Linked DNA regions of Homo sapiens: region 2 is linked to region 1. Evidence: chromatin contacts called from ENCODE Hi-C or POLR2A ChIA-PET data. All regions are on one chromosome and are shown on one strand. Each heading gives the region's core, a stretch centred on a gene start or an enhancer-like site at or near the end of the contact. The rest is flanking DNA. Distances are from core to core; before and after follow the strand shown.

The links. A loop is a pair of places that touch in the nucleus more often than their neighbours do. ChIA-PET counts read pairs that join two places held with the same protein, here RNA polymerase II (POLR2A). Pooled maps may share reads with other maps.
Region 2: a map of chondrocyte shows a loop between it and region 1 (2.3-fold over the local background). The contact joins two enhancer-like sites. A Hi-C loop is called at or near these places in 13 of 168 maps with a recorded cell type or tissue (Caco-2, GM11168, IMR-90 and 8 more), 4 of 37 single-sample maps with no recorded cell type and 13 of 50 pooled maps. POLR2A ChIA-PET finds 5 or more read pairs at or near these places in 1 of 52 experiments (Panc1).

The regions. Positions count from the first base shown.
Region 1 is chr5:78,904,670-78,911,278 of GRCh38, reverse strand. The region is part of intron 4 of ARSB (arylsulfatase B); the gene reads left to right. Among named protein-coding and RNA genes, the nearest start is that of ARSB, 77 kb to the left of the region's middle. Within about 2 kb of position 2,543, at least 17 of the 41 ENCODE cell types and tissues checked have a DNase peak (open chromatin) inside an H3K27ac peak, as active enhancers do; they include IMR-90 and heart right ventricle, where a contact is called at or near this core.
Region 2 is chr5:78,524,864-78,531,472 of GRCh38, reverse strand. The region is part of intron 3 of LHFPL2 (LHFPL tetraspan subfamily member 2); the gene reads left to right. Among named protein-coding and RNA genes, the nearest start is that of LHFPL2, 120 kb to the left of the region's middle. Within about 2 kb of position 4,277, at least 16 of the 41 ENCODE cell types and tissues checked have a DNase peak (open chromatin) inside an H3K27ac peak, as active enhancers do; they include IMR-90 and heart right ventricle, where a contact is called at or near this core.

The DNA.
Region 1 (6,609 bases), core at 1,294-3,793:
AGGTCTAGACCCAGGGACTCATTATTATAAAACATTCCCCTTTGACATACCTTTTCATCCTTGAGTCAGGACAATTTTACCTTTCAGAAAGTAGCTACAGTCCTTTTATAATTTACTCCTCACCAAAGGTAAAATACATCCATTTTCTCTGTGTGTGACTTCTGACTATTCTGCACTGATTCAATACCCCTTCGTTTTTTGCTTATTTTTTCATTCTCACCATTCAACCACACTTGACACTTGAATCACTTTTGTTGATTTAAAAGAACAACAACAACAAAAATACAGAGTAAGATCACTTGACTTTATTGTATTAGCCATTAAATCTCTTTCTGGAGCAATAGTTCTCTAAGTATGGTCCCAGGAGCAGCAATATCACTATCACCTGGAAACTTGTTAGAAAGGCAAATTCTCAGGCCCCTTTCTGGACCAGAAGCTCTGGAGATGGTTCCCAGCAGTCTGTTTTCACAAGACTTCTAGGTGATTCGACACACTATTGCTTGAGAGCTGTTCTAGAGAGATTTTATATTTTCAGATAGTTGGATTTTTAAAAATTTTTTTAGTGTGCTCAGATATTTTTGAAGTAATCGTTGTCTGAACTTACTTGGTCTAGAAATAGAAGAGATGTTCTATTTCTAAAGGGGATATTTCCCAATCCTACCCATCTTTTTATCCTTTAGAAGTTTTCATCTTCTTTTCTGCTTTTAGAAGACCTATCCATATCTCTCTTATTTTTACACTGAAAATTTAGTCTTACATTCTATTATCATGGAAACTTTAATAATCAATGCTATTTCAATGATGTATTATGATGTGATGTAACAATAGATGGGGCAGTGACTAATACAACATTAATTTCTACTTCTTCATTTGTTTATTTTTATTGGACCTTCAGATGACATTCTTCTTACTTTATGAAGGGGGCCAGCCCCTCCACACCTGTGGGTATTTCTCATCGGGTGGGACGAGAGACTGAGAAAAGAAATAAGACACAGAGACAAAGTATAGAGAAAGAACAGCGGGCCCAGGAGACCGGTGCTTAGCATACAGAGGACCTGCACCGGCACCGGTCCCCGGGTTTCCTCAGTATTTATTGATTACTATTTTCACTATCTCAGCAAGAGGAATGCGGCAGGAGAACAGGGTGATAGTGGGGAGAAGGTCAGCAAGAAAACATGTGAGCAAAGGAATCTGTGTCACAAATAAGTTCAAGGGAAGGTACTATGCCTGGATGTGCATGTAGGCCACATTTATGCTTCTCTCCACCCAAACATCTCAGTGGAGTAAAGAGTAGCAGAGCAGCATTGCTGCCAACATGTCTCGCCTCCCGCCACAGGGCGGCTTTTCTCCTATCTCAGAATTGAACAAATGTACAATCGGGTTTTATACCGAGACATTCAGTTCCCAGGGGCAGGCAGGAGACAGTGGCCTTCCTCTATCTCAACTGCAAGAGGCCTTCCTCTTTTGCTAATCCTCCTCAGCACAGACCCTTCACGGGTCTCGGGCTGGGGGGATGGTCAGGTCTTTCCCATCCCACAAGGCCATATTTCAGACTATCACATGGGGAGAAACCTTGGATAATACCCAGTTTTCCTGGGCAGAGGTCCCTGTGGCTTTCTGCAGTGCATTGTGCCCCTGGTTTATCGAGAATGGAGAATGGCGATGACTTTTACCAAACATACTGCCTGTAAACATTTTGTTAACAAGGCACATCCCACACAGCCCTAGATCCCTTAAACCTTGATTCCATACAACACATGTTTCTGTGAGCTCAAGGTTGGGGCAAAGTTACAGATTAACAGCATCTCAGGGCAAAGCAATTGTTCAGGGTACAGATCAAAATGGAGTTTCTTATGTCTTTCCCTTTCTACATAGAGACAGTAATGGTCTGATCTCTCTCTCTTTTCCCTACAACTTAAGAACACAGACACAGATTATTTTTTAAAGTTATTCTTAAACATGTGGAATTACTTTATAATAAACCCAAAAGTTGCTGTTGTTAGAGGGAAATTTTTACTAAGTCAAGTACTCTCTGGAAAAAAAAATGTGTGAGCATAAGCTAATATCATAAATGAAATGATGAAGAAGAGGATAAGGGCACATGGTCCTAAGTGAGGAAACTTTGACCCAGAAACCTTTTGCAGTGACAGAAGTAGACCAAGAGTCCAAGTCTCCATGCTTCCAATTCAGTATTCCTTGCATGAAATGTCACTGCCTTTCGAGACTATACCGTTTACCTAATTGGTTGGATCTTTGTCAAGAGCTTGATCCAAGTGGAGTTTCTTTGTTTAATATATAAAGCATTTGCAAGTCCTTTCAAGGGCAGCACATAGTTTTATTTAACTCCCTCAAGCCCTCTCACCTCTGTCAAGTTGCACCAGGAAATTCAAGGTCTAGCCAAAGGCCCCCAATGAGTTAAAAACCCAACCATCCTGCAGAGTAGAAGAAATTAATGTCAAAACCAGATGTTCCTCTGTGGGCCTTGCTGGATTCATAAGTCAGGATAAAGCCAGCGTGGATGCATGCATGTCAAAAAAAAAAAAAAAAGTCTTGGCCAGTGTTGTAGAGAAATGAAGTGTTGTTTCATCTGCAGTTCCTCTCCAGTCCTTGCTGGTTGGGAGCACTGGCTCCCGGGAGACTGGTGGCCCTGACACTCAAGCCATTAACTGAGAATGCTCTCTAATCCCTTGTTTTCATTGTTGGTGTTCCGGCCAGGCTGCCCGCACAGAGCCTGCCCGTTTTCATTGGCTGCAGGAATTGTTATTGGAGTGGCTGACAGCTGTCTGCCAGGCTGCCTGAAACTGCCTTCCTGTGCTCTCCGCTGCTGCTCCACTTCACAGCGCTATTGTTCCTGTTGAGCCTTTTCTTAAAATCTTTCCCAGCTGTATCCTGATATGGTAAACCACTTAAATTAGCTCCAGATTGTTCTGTTTATTTTGTGTTAGATAAGCGACAAAATACAGTCCCAGCGGCAGACCAAGAGGAGAGTGGAAGTCGGGGGAGGGGGGTCAGAGGACACAAGGTCTTTTACAACACAAGGTAGAGTTCCCAGACAAAACTGTGAGAGGCACAAGTATGATACAGTCACTGGCCTGACCATTTATACGTGACTCTGATGGGCCAGGTGAGCAATAACGTTGCATCTGCGCACACCTCATTCCAGAAAAGAAAATCAAGACCCCAGCATACAGCTACACTGGAAGGGAGCTAAATTTCTATTATTGGAAATAGACACAGTATTGCTGTCAGGTTGGTTGCCATGCCAGCTGTCCAGGTACCATGCTTGATGCCCTGATTACCACAAGACTTCCCCCTTCCCCCTGCTTTTAATTATCCTTCTGTAGTGCAGTGTATGGTAACTGATGGGCTCAAAACTGGCCCACATTTGCCAGTCTCCCTATATGCTCAGCACTTGAAAATGAGTCTTCTCTGCTGTAATTTAAAGCTAGAAATCCAAAGACATTGAGTCACCAGCATAGGTATTTTCCACACAGCTGCAAGTGAAACTTCACAATGGACTTGGCCGCTATTTGCTTACACTTGCCATCTGTGCAACCGCTCTACCCGTGGCCTCCCCCGCTTTGTGGTTGTCTTCTAACAGGAGCAGTCCACGCAAAGCCTTCCTGAATACTTAACAAAATTTTAAAAAATATAATAGATACTGTCCTAGCATGAAGGCGCTGCCTTTGTGATTTTTAGGAATTAACCCAAATAAAATATGAAAAATAAACTACCGAGTGCTTTAACGCAGCTAAAGCATGCAAGCAAAACCAGCAACCAGCTGAGTTCCGACAGTTACTGAGAGTTTTGTATGTGGTAATTCAAGACTCCCCAGGAAAGATCTCATGACTCACTCCAGTGTGGCTGGGCCTCCAGTCCTCACTCTGAACCAAAGTCCTGGAAACACTTTTCCACCACGTTGAGAGAAGGCGAGGGAAGAACAGGGTCAGGAGTGATCAAATGCCCTTAGAAACAGTCTCTTTCTTTCCTTTTGGGAAAACAAACTCACTGTGTAATAAAAAGGTACAAAGCCAACTTTGGAATAATAATCACCCCGCCCCATCCCCTTGCCCTCTGATGGAAAGTGCCTTGTCTTCTCCATCAAGGTCTAGCTGGGGGCTTGAACGGCCTCCGTGTCACCTCTAATTCCCCAGTTTTTACCTTGTTTCCTTTCTCTGTATCTTTTTTGCCCTTAGTTGTGTACAGTCTTGTATTTTTTCACATAGGCTATGCTTTCTGTGGATGTTGCCTCCCTCGAAAGCAGGGACCATGTGTTGAACCCCTGTTGCCTTTTCCCAGAGTAGCGGGCACCTAGCAGGTGCTTAATTAAGGTGTGTCAAATAATTGTTTCCTTTTTTATTCTTACCTGACATGAAGTATGCTCCTGTATCAATTCAGATGAAGGTTTAAAAAAAATCAAGACAAGTATCACAAGTTCCCTTAGCCCATTCTCATTAAAATCATGGGCACCACCTTCCCGTGCTCACCAGGATGGAGGAAGTCAACAAATATCTTTCTCATTGATTAAAAACTCTGGATAATACTGAAAGCAACTATCTGAGGCTTCTTAAAAGTACTTAGGTTGGTGCTAAAGTAATTGAGGTTTTCGAAAACTGCAATTACTTTTGCACCAACCTAATATAACAGCAGGGATGATAAGAATAGGGACAGAGAAGAAAACAAAATCAGGTGAATGGAGAATGGGGAATAAAGTCAAAGCTTCATGAATCCCTTGTGTGGTGAGTTTTGGAGGTTTATTTTCTCTCCTCTATCTCTTGGCTTTGACCTAAGAGCCAATGGAATTATGGAACTATGCAGCAGGCACTGGCAGCAACATCTCCAAGAGAAACCTCCTACTTCTAACCAGAGGTCTAGGAAAGTGGGCTCTTGCTCAAGAATATGGGGAATTCCTATTTTATTTGTTTTTTCTTTTCTTTTAATTTTTTGAGATTGAGTCTCACGCTGTTGCCCAGGCTGGAGTACAGTGGTGTAACCATAGCTCACTGCAGCCTCTACCTCCTGGGCTCAAGTGATCCTCCTGCCTTAGCTTCCCAAATAGCTGGGACTGCAGTCATGCACCACTACACTTGGCTAATTTTTTTTTTTTTTAATTTTTTATGTTTGGTTAGCGATTGGATCACACTATGTTGCCTGGCTGGTGTGAGCCACAGTGTCCAGACTGTTTTTTCTTTTTCTTTCCCTTTTCTTTCTTAACTCTACCCCAAGACAGGCCCCAGTTGAAGATCTGCATTGGTGTTGTGGTGGGGTGCAGGCACCTAAAATCTCAAAAGAAGACCCACATTTCTGACCGGAGTGTGAGATAATCTCTGTTATTTTCCTCTTTTTTTTTTTTTTTTTTTTTTTTTTTGCTACTTTGCTCCCAAAGGCAACCTCAGTTATGCAGAAGTGCATGACAGAATGGGGAACTACAACCTAACAGAAACCTGTTTTTCTGATCAGAGAAACCACATAAAGGGGCCCCTGGAGCGGAGGTTGGGGGTGGATCTGAAGGATCTAAAGGGAGAGAAGAACTGGAGAAGAGGATCCCCTGATTCTGTGTATGAGCTAAGCCCCAGGCTCACCTCCAAGTGCATATATGCCACACAGGCCCAAAGGAGCAAAGCAGAGGCTTCGAAAACTCAACTGCCATGTGAACCACTGCCCAGGTCCTAGATTAACCCCTGAGTGGCACATGCGCTGGGCAAACCCAAACCTCATAGCAAAGGCTTTAAAAACTAAACTGACATTAGAGCCACTGTCCACAGAAGGTGAGACAAAACTTGTGGTCTGAGTCTCACTAGGTTGATTCTCTGCTTAACCAAACAAACATCAACACCCTCGAGAGGATTTTAACTAGACCTAGAGGCTCAGAACATGGTATTCAAAATGTCTAATAGACAGTCCAAAATTACTCATTATACAAAAAAAAAAAAACAGGAAAATACGAGCAGTACTCAAGGGAAAAGACTAAAAATAGATTATTTCAGCTGTGATGAGCTCATTTGAGATGATCATCCAAATATTGGTGTTGTCAGACAAAAACTTTAATGCAGCTATTGTAACCATTCTCCATGAGACAAAGTTGAACACTCTTGAAATGAATGGAAAAATAGCAGTGAAATAGAAACTAAAGCCAAACAAATGAACAAACAAAACAAATGAAAATTATAGAACTGAAAAACACAATATCTGAAATTTAAAATTAACTCTATGGGTCCAATAGCAGAATGGAGCTGATAAAGAAGAGTCGGTGAACTTCAAGATAGATCAATAGAAATTATACAGTCTGGGCTGGTCGTGGTGGCTCGTGCCTGTAATCCCAGCACTTTGGGAGGCTGAGGTGGGCAGATTGCTTAAGGCTAGGAGTTCAAGACCAGCCTGGCCAACATGATGAAACCCCATCTCTACCAAAAAATACAAAAATTAGTCAGGTGTGGTGGCACACGCCTGTCGTCCCAGCTACTCAGGAGGCTGAGGCAGGAGAATTGCTTGAACCCAGGAGGGCAGAGGTTGCAGTGAGCTGAGATAGCGCCACTGCATTCCAGCCTGGGCAACAGAGTGAGACCCTCTCTCAAAAAAAAAAAAAAAAAAAAGAAAGAAAGAAAAGAA
Region 2 (6,609 bases), core at 3,028-5,527, 380 kb after region 1:
TATTTTAAAAATTGATGTTTTGTTCATTGTGAATTTTTTTTTTTTTTTTTTTTGAGATGGAGTTTTGCTCTTGTTGCCCAGCCTGGAGTGAGTGCAGTGGCACGATCTGTGCTCACCACAACCTCTGCCTCGTGGATTCAAGCGATTCTCCTGCCTCAGCCTCCCCAGTAGCTGGGATTACTGGCATGCACCACCATGCCCGGCTAATTTTGTATTTTAAGTAGAGACGGGGTTTCTCCATGTTGATCAGGCTGGTCTCGAACTCCCGACCTCAGGTGATCCGCCTGCCTCAGCCTCCCAAAGTGCTGGGATTATAGGCGTGAGCCACCATGCCCGGCTCATTGTGAATTTTTAAATTTTGATTTTAAGAATATTGTATAATAAAATATTATTTATCATGATTAAACCATTTTGCACCCCCTTAAATTTTGTGCCTCTGCTGAGTCCTACTCTATGCCAGGCCTGGCCATAGGTTCTGTTAATGAAGAAGGGGAGAATGGGTATTGGGTAGGAACCTAGCAGTCTCTGCCAAAGAAATGTTACCCTCTGCTTACTCAAATCCTTGCATTGCTGGTGATGAAATGAGTAAACTTGTAGTTGAAGGGACACCGTTGTCAAGGCAGGGGCTATGGGGCATTCTTTCTGCCACCCAATACCTGATAAGAAACAATCCTAATCCTTCTAGAATAAATGGGCAGTCATATCTTCATATTTGCATATGGAATTCTCTGGCAGGTACAGGTGTTGTTGGTGACCAAGGATGAGTCTGTGTGGTCAGAGTCTTATGATCAGTTTGGGTTCCATGTTATAAAAGTGATTAATAAGGCCTGACCCAATAGGTACAGAGTCAGCAGCCATGGAGCATGGAACTTCTGGGAAGAACCACTGACTCACAAGGCCTTATCAGTTGCTGTAGAACTCAGGGCAAATGACCTCACTCCATGATGGACGCTTTGAGGAAGGGAATAAATGAATAAATACATCATATCTAGGGAGAACTCACTCCCCAGCACCCTGTTCCGTGTGTAGACAAATCTCTTGGGATGACTGTTTATGGTTCAGCCTGATTTCATGTGAACCTTCTTAGTGGTTATGCTTCTACAAGAAGTATTAGAGAAACAGTAGACTAAAGCCACATGTATATGTGAAACCAAAAATGGTTAATTTTCTGTTTTTAAATACTAATGGTATAATTTGATTATTAGAGACATGGGTTAGAATTTTTTCATTATTTTTAACAGTCACTTGGTATTTCAGAGAAACTCATTTTTTAAATTAAAAAATTAAAAATTTAAAAAAATTATTTGCAATTTTGAAAAAATTTTACTGATGATGTTTAGCTATGAATTGGAATGTCCTTGAGTAATTTACTAAAAATAATGTGCCTGATGGATCTTATGGCTTAACTTGGCATGGGCAAAATGGCATTTGCCCAATCTTCTGTTCTGGGAACTAGTTTATTTTCTCTCCCTTCTTCCAGTTTCCACAAATTTGGTCTTGCAGGTAGATTTTATTGTAATTTTTAAAATAAGTTGTAAATCAGTTAATACCTGAAATAAAAAGACAAGTGCTGTTGGAAGAGTTGGTACATTCATGAGCCTGATTTTTGCAAAGATATTAAAAAACATTTTGTGGGTATGATTCACACCCTGATGCTTTTATAAATTCTTGCATTGCACAAATTTATGATTCAGTCTGTCAGATGATTTCCTTCCTTGAGACTCTCTAATATTGCAAAAATTCAGTGATTTGTTTCACAAATTCTTTCATCTGTCTCGTCATGTAATGCTTTCTGTTCTTAAAGCTGTGAGCATTTTCTTTTTTTTTTTTGAGACGGAGTCTCGCTCTGTCGCCCAGGCCGGACTGCGGACTGCAGTGGCGCAATCTCGGCTCACTGCAAGCTCCGCTTCCCGTATGCTACATGCCAGCCTTGCTGCGTGGCCTGGCTCCATCCTGCACCAACCCCCTGTTACTGCTAGGCTGCAAAATGCTTTCCAGGGGCAATGTGTGGCTTCATGCTTCAGGGAAAAGTGTTATACTTTCTCTCTGCTTTTCAACCTTTCACAGGAATACTGTGACAGTAAAGCGAGGTCATCAGTAAGAGTCCTTTTCAGTTCTTATGAAGGCAGTTGCTACAGGATTCCAGGTGTTGGTCTGCGCAAACTTTTAATTCTTATTATTTATTTAGAAATAGGTCCTCACTCTGTTGCTCAGGCTGGAGTGTAGTGGCACAATCATCGCTCACTGCAGCCTTGAACCCCTGGGCTCAAGTGATCCTCCCACCTCAGCCTCCTGTGTAGCTGGGACTACAGGCGCATGCCACCATGTCTGGCTAATTAAATTTTTCTTTTTTTTTTTTTCAGAGACGTGGTCTTGTTATGTTGCCCAGGCTGTTGAACGCCTGGCCTCAAGCAGTCCTCCCGTCTCAGCCTCTCAAAGTGGTGGGATTACAGGCATGAGCTACCATACCTGGGAAAAGTTTTAAAGTATGAAAATACTTGCCTTTGACAGGGCTCTGCCAATTAACATTTGGCTTTCAAAAAACAAGCTGTTTTTATCTGTTAGCATTAGGCTGGTTAAAATAGACGTATCTTGGTTGTTGGTATTTATTAACATCTTTTGAATGTGGATGCTTGTGACTGTCTTGGGTGTTGAAGGGAATGCTCTATATTTATTGATACACTTAAATGGCCATTGCCTCAGTTTCCTATTTGTGAAACATAATAGCACCTACCTGACAGCTGTGAGGGAGTTAAGGGGTGGTGCATTTAGTGGGTACACATACATAACTGTGCCTGCTGCTTTGGTAGGGCCTCTAAATGGCACCATCATTGTTAGTTATTGCTGCAGAAACACATTCTATAACCAGTGTACAAACATGGTAATGAGTTAACATGAATACAATAGAGCAACGGTCCCCAACCTTTTTGGCACCAGGGACCTGTTTCGTGGAAGACAATTTTTCTATGTATGATGGGGTGGGATGGTTTCAGGATGAAACTATCTCAGATCATCAGGTATTAGATTCTCATAAGGAGCATGCAACCTAGATCCTTTGCACACACAGTTCACAATAGGGTTTGTGCTCCTATGAGAATCTAATGCCACTGTTGATATGACAAGAGGCAGAGCTCAGGTGGTAATTCTGGCTTGCCACCACTCACCTCCTGCTGTGCAGCCCAGTTCCTAACAGGCCACAGACCGGTACTGGTTTGTGGCCTGGGGGTTGGGGACCCCTGCGATAAAGGAGTCTTAGAGCATAAAATGGAGAGTGTGTCAGCAGAGTTGAGTTAGAACAATAGAACTTGGAAGCCCATAGCAGGTACAGTTCTGTGACTAAGTGCCCACAAGAAATGCATTGGTTTAAGCATTTCAGTATTGTTTTATGTTACTGGGAGCACAGTTAAGCCAAAGAGAGATCCAATTTTAGACAGATAGTGGTGGTTCAGAGATGGAAAATAGCTGGCAGCTCCAGGTTCAGAAAATCAAGGAGGGTTATCAGAACTGAGAAACGAGAAATAAACAGTAGAGATCAATGACCATTGGATGTTACTCTTAATCGCTTACACTCCTCAGGATTCAGAACGAGAGGTGTTGCTGACTTCATGTTCTTATCCAGGCAGTTCAGTAAATGCCATGTATCTGAATAAATAAAGCTTGGGGTAGGGTGGGGACCAAGATGGGTAGCTAATTTTCCCAGCTGAATGATGTTGTTTAGTCTGTCTTTTGCTGGGACTAGAAACTGTTGTAATATTACAAGTTGAAAATTTCACAATCTTTTTTTTTTCTTTGTGAAGTAAAATCTGAAATCCTTCGTCCCTTGACTTCATTAGAAGTGCAGTGAAACTGGCCTTCTAGATCTGTTTCCAGTCAGAGGACTTTATATACAAAGTTCGTGAACACAAAAGGGTCTGGTGAAATAACGAGATGGGAGGCTGGTCCAAATTTCTGATCCTTTTGAGTTAAAAGTCATTCTGAGCAGTGGCTGTTGACTGTACCACCCAGGGGGCAATCTGCAAGTGCGGTTGTCATTTATTAGCCTTCTTTACTTCTAGGCTCTCAGTGACTTCTCATTTGAACTTTTGGAAAAAAAAAAAAAAAAAAAAAAACTCCTCATCAGCATTAAGAGCTTTCCCGAAGCTTGATCTTCAGAGTCTTGCTTCCTGATTTCCAGACAGAACTGAGTTAAAAACATAGTAACTGGGTTCGTTTGTTTTCCTGTCTCCAAGGCGTTTGGCCCCATGTTAATCTTCCCAGCTGAGGCAGGAGAGGAACACTTAGTCACTCACACTGCTCACTGACATGAGCCAGCAATGGAAATGGTGACTTGACAAAATGCTGGCCGGGGAACTGGAGTTCTCCTTCAAGCAGGACCAAATATTTCCCAAATTAATTCTGACAAAGCGAATTTAACATTCAACCTTCTGGAGTTTCTCAGAATAGTTTAGGGTATTTTAAGTCAACTCTGTATTTGTTGCCTGTTATTCAAATTTCTAACCTCAACTACCTATTGGGTCCTTCCACATTGGCATCAAATAGTTTTCTTTTCCAAGCTGGGCTATGGATGTTTTTATCTTGTGAAAATTCCCCGGGAAAGCGACGCCATGGTGATGTCTTTGATTGGATGTTGGGGTCACATGGAGGGTGCTGTGTAGCCTTCAGGAAAGAATGGAGGTCTGTCTTGTCTTCTTCATTTGGTTTTTGAAGTGCATTCAATTGACAATAACATAATAATAGCATATCATGGTAAAAAATCACTCGCCTCCACTGGGTTTTTGTGTGGACCCAACTTGGGCTCAGAAGATTACAGATGGTTGGGGCACATTGTTGAATGTTAAAGTGTGCAGCCTTAAGCACTAGGCACAAGCCCACTGCTATTCTGGGTTATTTAATTTACTTTGATGAGGAAGGAACGATCTGGTGCATTTGAATGACAGAATAGATAACTGCATATCACTGGGATGTAAGTATAACATGGGTTCAGAAGAAGACCGCAAAGACAGTATTTCAGTAAATATTGCCAGGCTTTGTCTCACAAAGACTTGGTTGTATTTCTGAGTGGCTAATTAGGAGGTGTTTTCAATTTAATGTTGCATTCGCTATGAGTCAGATAGAAAGTCAAGATGATTGTTTTTAACAGCTTATTTCAGACTTCAGCTACCGGAAAAAGTCACTGACTATTTCTAAACCCAAGGAGATTTGAGTGCTGATTGACTCACAGTATTTGTGTTCCAGTGAGTCCGTCCACACCCAGCCTGTATGTGACACACAAACTTGGAGTGTGGGGAGGAGTGGGGAGGCAAGAAAATGGAGTGCTCTGTAGAGTGGTGGCGGGGGCCAGGGCTACAGAGGCCAGCAGAAGAGGCAGAGAGCGGGGCTTTGTTCAGTTTCCTACTGAGGGGCCGGGGAACAGCTAGTGGGAGAGACCCAGGTTTGAAGCCCCTGGCACTGGACTTGGGGAGGCTGGGGTGGCTCTGCTGCCTTCTTCAGCAGGCTCAGATAGGAAGAAGCTGGAAGGCAGCTCTTGACCAGAGAGGAGGCTCTATCTACCGTGCTCACACTTTCCTACTTCCTTGGTGTTGAGCCATATTACTTTTCTTCTTAGCTCCATCACAACTGTCCTCTGCACCTTGCAGTGGCCATTTTCAGCTATTTAGATACTCACCAGCTCTCACTGTGGTATCCTATTCCCAAACGCAGCATGTTTATTTTAACTTGTGTCTTCAAGCAGTTTTTAGAAGGTGCACACTTTTACCTTTTCCTCTTTGTGTCAGGATATTTCTCCTTAGTCTGTATCCGTTTTCGCATTTCATCTCTTTTCTCTTTATTCTCTTTACTCCCCACTTTATCCTCCAAGGGATGAAAACAACTTGATTTTTATCAAGGTGAGTGTTAATAAGTGGCCGTGTGTTTCTAACACACTAGCCTTTGTGCCCTGTACAGACTGCTTAGATGTGAGCTGTGTGGGCATTCGTTCTTATTAATGACCCCATGAATGACCTGCTCAATTCATTTTTCCAAGGTTATGGATCTGTGACTTTTCTTTAACCATTATCATTGCTACCATTTACTGAATGCTTACTCTGTGCATTACAGTGCTTTATGCAAAGCACTTTACATGTATTCTCTCATTTAGTCTTCATCTCTACCCTATAAGATATCCTCATTTTATAGCTGGGGAAATTGAGGCATAGGGAGATTAGTGATTGCCCTGCTTTATTCTGCCAGTGTGTCCTATAGTCAGCATTTGACGCTCATCTCAGTCCCTGGGTCTAAACCACAGCAGTACCTTCTGGAGCAGGATTGTCCCCTGGGAACATTCAGCAGTGTCTAAAGACATTGTTTTTGGCCACGACTGAGAGCGCGCTACTGGCATATAGTGGGAAGAAGCTAGGAATGCTGCTAACCATCCTTCAATTTATAGGACCAGCCCCTGCAACAAAGAATTATTCAGCCCCAAGTGTTAGAAGTACTGAAGTTGAGAAACCCTGTTATATCTAGAAACATTTACCTTTAATACTCAAGGAGTACCAAGTATTAAATATCCACACAATGTTCTGAAGTTTTAATTATTTCAAGAAATATTTATTGTTTGCATAGTTTCAAACA